Linked DNA regions of Homo sapiens: region 2 is linked to region 1. A link is a contact called in ENCODE Hi-C or POLR2A ChIA-PET data. All regions are on one chromosome and are shown on one strand. The core of a region is the stretch at or near the end of the contact, and the rest is flanking DNA. Distances in the headings are between cores, read along the strand shown. Region 1 holds the start of CCL8 (C-C motif chemokine ligand 8). Region 2 has its middle 36 kb from the start of CCL1.

Region 1 (2,700 bases), core at 131-2,630:
TAAGGATATGTAGCATATCATATGCTGCCACATAGATGAACCCTGAGATCCTTACGCTAAATGACATAAGCCAGTCACAAAAGAAAAATACTATATGATTTCACTCACATGAGGTAGTTAGAGCAGTCAAAATCAGAAACAGTAAGTAGAAATGGTGGTTGCCAGGGGCTTGGGGGAGGGGAAACTGGAGATCAATAGGTATAGAATTTCTGTTTACAGATGAAAAGAGTTATTGAGACTGTTGCACAACAGTGTGAATGTTCTTAATGCCACTAAACTATGCACTTAAAAATGGTTAAGATGGTATGTGCATTTTTACCACAATAAAAATAATAAATGAATAAAGAACAAAGGAAGTAATTAGCTATCAAACCACAACAAGGCACGGAGAAACCTTAAATGCATATTGCTTAGTGAAAGAAGCCAGTCTGAAAAGGCTGCCTACTATATGATTCCAACTATGCATATGATACTTGGGAAAAGACAAGCTCACAGAGATAGTAAAAAGATCAGTGGTAGCCAGAGATTTGTGGAGAGGAAAAAGGATGAATAGAAGAATACAGTGAATTCTTAGAGCAGGAAAACTTCTATATGATATTGTAATGATGGATAGATCAGGCCTGCAGGGGGAGTAGATGAGGTCAGTCTTTTGCAAACCTGGTTCCTTCTTGCCACGCCCCGCCCACAGCCCCACTGTGTGTGAACCAAGAGAGTTGGAAGGCCTTCTGCAGACGGACCCATTCCACCTGAATCTCCATGACATATTGGACTTCTCCATATAATTTCATTTGGAAAGAAACTTGAGCATCTAAATAAAATGTTTGGAAACCACCATGCTACAAGACCAGCATGTGCTGTCTAGTTCTTACCCTCTGCAACAGTAAGATTCTGGGGCATTAAGACTTAGTTCCAGGATTCTGTCATTCTGCCAACGTTCTGTGGCTGGGGTTCTAAAGGAGCTTGCCTGGCTTAGAACTGCAAGTGACTCTAGTGTGATGGAGAGCACCAGCAAAGCCTTAGGGCCCATCCCTGGCCTCCTGTTACCCACAGAGGGGTAGGCCCTTGGCTCTCTTCCACTATGACGTCAGCTTCCATTCTTCCTTTCTTATAGACAATTTTCCATTTCAAGGAAATCAGAGCCCTTAATAGTTCAGTGAGGTCACTTTGCTGAGCACAATCCCATACCCTTCAGCCTCTGCTCCACAGAGCCTAAGCAAAAGATAGAAACTCACAACTTCCTTGTTTTGTTATCTGGAAATTATCCCAGGATCTGGTGCTTACTCAGCATATTCAAGGAAGGTCTTACTTCATTCTTCCTTGATTGTGACCATGCCCAGGCTCTCTGCTCCCTATAAAAGGCAGGCAGAGCCACCGAGGAGCAGAGAGGTTGAGAACAACCCAGAAACCTTCACCTCTCATGCTGAAGCTCACACCCTTGCCCTCCAAGATGAAGGTTTCTGCAGCGCTTCTGTGCCTGCTGCTCATGGCAGCCACTTTCAGCCCTCAGGGACTTGCTCAGCCAGGTAAGACCTCTCCCTTTTTAAGGGGAGACCAAAAGAGGAATTAAGAAGAGCCATTATGTCACAGCTCATTAGGAACAAAACCAGAACTAAAGGCTCAGGTCACTGAGGCTGGTTCCCTTGATCTTTCCTGACCCCAGTTTTGGGAGGAGACAGTGGAGCCGCTACAGCAACAACCCTCCCATTGTTTGGGGAAATAATCCAGAACGAAGAACTGTTTCTCACTGTGGGTGTAAAGGACATTTCAGGCCGTAGTGGAGAGGGAGAAACTATTGCCTGAAGCTTCAAATTTTGGTTATGGTTCAGTGTACCTTCCAGAACAGTGGCTGTGTAAAGAGGATGAGGACCCAGAGGAATCTCAGCGTATGGCATAGGCTAACTCTAAAGCCCATGAGGATGAAAGACTGGGAAGCAAGGTATTGGAACTTATGTTCCCAGTGTCAGAAGTTTTGGGTTAGTAGACAAGGACTAGCTTGTTACTCAAAATGTTTCCAAACCCAGTCAACAATGACGGGCCGCAGAGTTCAATAGAGGAAAGAGACTCACAGGCAACATTTTATCTCTGGGATCTGGACTAAGACACTGAACTTGGGATGGTGACTTCTTGGTCTTCTCCTTCCTTCTCTTCTTTTCCTTACAAATGCACACTTACGGTGGGTCCTAAATGTCTCATTCTTTGCAAAATTTCTTTCAGATTCAGTTTCCATTCCAATCACCTGCTGCTTTAACGTGATCAATAGGAAAATTCCTATCCAGAGGCTGGAGAGCTACACAAGAATCACCAACATCCAATGTCCCAAGGAAGCTGTGATGTGAGTGGACAGTGCCTGGCACCCCCATTCAAAAGTTCTGATGGACAACATAGAGAAGTCAAGATTCATGTCCATATGAGTCGGATGCATATAACTTCTATCCAAAGGGCCCCTCTACCCCATAGAGAAACTCAGTCCATGAGAAGGAGTCCATAACTGCTCTAGGATTCCCTTCTAGGGGCTTGGTGAAACTAACCCAATATCTGTAGCCAGGACCCTGGAGGGTTTCACCTGGACAGCAAGAGCAGAGCTTCCTTCTGGAGCTTCTTCCTCCCACTCTTCCCCTCCCTCCTCTCCCGGGTCCGGGTCCTTCACCTAAGGACCAAGGGCTGATCAGTTCTAGGGACCAATGGCCCACAGTCCTGTGC
Region 2 (2,700 bases), core at 137-2,636, 80 kb after region 1:
CTAGGTCCACCCTGACTTCTTAAGGGCTCTTAGTTTGGGCTTCCATGTACCCCCTTGGTACCCACATTCATATCTGTAAACTAAACATAAAAATACCTGGTGTCTTAGCTAAGATACTTTGGGTTATGAGTAACAGAAACAGAAGCCGATTCAAGTTTTCACTTAGCACAGTGTTTAGCAAATAGTCGATGCACCATAAATAAGTGGTGAATGAATGAATGAGTGTCTTAAGAAAGTAGGAAAGGTATCAGAAGAATCCTGGGGCGTCATGTGGTATCTAAAAGAAACCTGGAAATCAAAGCTTCAGAAAGATCAGAAATCATAGGCAGCTCTGGTGATCTCAGCAGGAGTTTGTGACCAACGAGTACAGAGACCAGGATCACCAGTTCCTCCTGCCACACCTCTGCCCCAGCCCTGGCAATGCCGGAGAAGTAGCCTGGTGTTCACGTTTGTGCATATGACTGAGTGTCTTTGACAGGTTGAGTCCCCATAGAATGTGTTACATGAGATGCTAAAGAGATGGAAAATAGAGGTTGCTTTTCAGGTTCCATTTCCAGTCAAGATTCATAACAAGCACGGATGCTTAACCTGCCCCCCAAGATCAACTCCAGAGGAACACAAAGGAAGGGAAAACTGAAAACCAGGAGGAACCATGGGGGTGTGGTCCTATTTTGAATTGGACGGTAGGGCGGAAGGTGATGGTGTGGCCTGGGCAGGACGTATCCCAGCACAGCAGCAGAAGTGTAAAAGAGAGGGGGAAATATTAGGAATTCTGTTCTTTCTTCTCCCCAGTCACAGCCTTGGGAAAAACCTGTGGAGACTAAATCTTATGCCCTCATTATTGTCAGGAGTAAAATCAGAGCTGTACAGAAGTCCTGTGCTAAAGGGAGGCTGAGCAAAGCAGGCAGAGTGACTGACTTGGGCCGTTACTTCCTCTCCCGTCCTATCTGAACTTCTGGGGCTGTAAAATTACTGTCTAAAGAGTGGATCCTCTCTATGGGTGGCAAAGGGTTAAGATTGAGCTGAGAGGTGTCTTGGTAAGTGTTTTCTCATGCCAGGGGTTCCGCACCTTAAGGCTCACCTCTCCCTACTTCCTGAGTTCACTGGAATTGAAGTAGATAGAATCTGGCATCTCACCACCAACACTGCCAAAAGGAGTAACCAATACTCTCAGGGAAAAATGAGCTCACAAGTCAAAACAACAGGACAATTGAGGAGCACAAACATTTCAATAGAAAATAGTTATGTTTCTGGGCCCAGAGGCCAGGCTGGGTTGGGGACCAGGATCCCAACCCTGTGACAATGGGAGAAAAGGGGACTGGAACTGTTCCTGAGCAAATACCTCATGGCAAGTACCATGTGGGCTTCTCTGTACACCATCTTGCTTAATCTCACCTCTGTCCTTTGAGATAGGACTTGTCACTACCACGTCACAAGTCAGAAGCTGAGGCTCGGAGCAGTCACATGGCTTCTTAAAGGAGACCCAATTTACAAATAGCATGACAGATTTTAACCTAGACCTAAGCTCTGGAGTCAGACCATCTAGATTTAAGTCACTTCCTAACTGCATGAACTTGACCAAATCATTTAACTTCTCTGACCTCAACTTCCTCTTCTGCAAAACAGGGCTAAAAATTGTACCTAACTCATTGGATTGTTGTGAGGATGCAATGAATTTAGAATAGCTCCTGATAGTTATGTGGTACTCAGTAAACATTGGTTGTTATTTTAATTATTTCCAGCTGTGTACCTGTGCCTTTAACATTCAGCCTTTCTGGTAAAATGTAATAAATCTCCTCTCTTCTTGTTTAAGTAGCAACCAATTGGAATTGTTACACATTTGCTTCTTAAATAGAGTCCACCTACATGGTCTAGAAAGGAAGAAACAGGGTGAGTTCTGAGATCAAATCCTAATTTTTAACAGAGAGCTCAAAATGAGAGAGTATGTCCTGCTTTGGAAAAGAGATTTCTCTAAGCACCCAGAAAGGACACAGGTATTACCAGAGAAAGGATTCTGTTCCAAGATCTAAACTTATCCAGAAGGAATCAAAAGCAAAGGCTAAAATATTAAACATTAGGGAATGCTTCCTTAACTAATTAAACACCAATGCAACGGAATATTATGAAACTCTCAAAACTTATCTGTACACATAAGGCATTAAACACACTCACACACATACTTGTGAAACAGTTAAATGCAAAAAACACAGCACAAAACAGTGGGTAGACTATGATTCAGTTCTGGAAAAATACAGCTATCTGTGTAGACACAGAGAGAAAATTACAAGGGAAGTGTGCTAACATGCAGGGAATGGGGGTAACTTTTTTGAGACTTTCCTTGAAGTTATAGTCCTTTCAAAAGAAATGCAAAATATTGAGGAATAGAACTATGTTGTACATTTATGTTTTAAAAAACTCACACCAATGCAAATCTAATTTATTTTTCTTTTGCAGGAAGTTAATCTGAAACATATATGGTCTTATATTGATGTATTCTAACTATATAAAAATACACAAAGTCACCTACACACAAATCCACACCCATAGAAGCTTGCAGAAGGACAAGCGATTCATAAGCATCACTGGAATGGGAAGCTGTTTCCAATCAAAGACCCAGAAAGGATTGATGGGAGAGAGGACCTACGATGTGCCTAGAACTTTACAGCAAGTTTCCTATAGGAATTTCCATATTAACCCTTC

Evidence for each region. A loop is a pair of places that touch in the nucleus more often than their neighbours do. ChIA-PET counts read pairs that join two places held with the same protein, here RNA polymerase II (POLR2A). Pooled maps may share reads with other maps.
Region 2: a loop to region 1 is called in a map of astrocyte of the cerebellum, with 4 times the contacts of the local background. The contact joins the enhancer-like site here to the promoter of CCL8 in region 1. A Hi-C loop is called at or near these places in 3 of 168 maps with a recorded cell type or tissue (HCT116, astrocyte of the cerebellum and mammary epithelial cell) and 1 of 50 pooled maps. POLR2A ChIA-PET finds 5 or more read pairs at or near these places in 1 of 52 experiments (activated CD4-positive, alpha-beta T cell).

What each region holds. Positions count from the first base shown.
Region 1 is chr17:34,318,055-34,320,754 of GRCh38, forward strand. It overlaps CCL8 (C-C motif chemokine ligand 8), which reads left to right and starts at 1,381. Exons shown (of 3, transcript NM_005623.3): 1 at 1,381-1,523; 2 at 2,215-2,332. The coding sequence starts at 1,448.
Region 2 is chr17:34,397,710-34,400,409 of GRCh38, forward strand. No RefSeq gene overlaps it. Among named protein-coding and RNA genes, the nearest start is that of CCL1, 36 kb to the left of the region's middle. Within about 2 kb of position 1,387, at least 3 of the 41 ENCODE cell types and tissues checked have a DNase peak (open chromatin) inside an H3K27ac peak, as active enhancers do.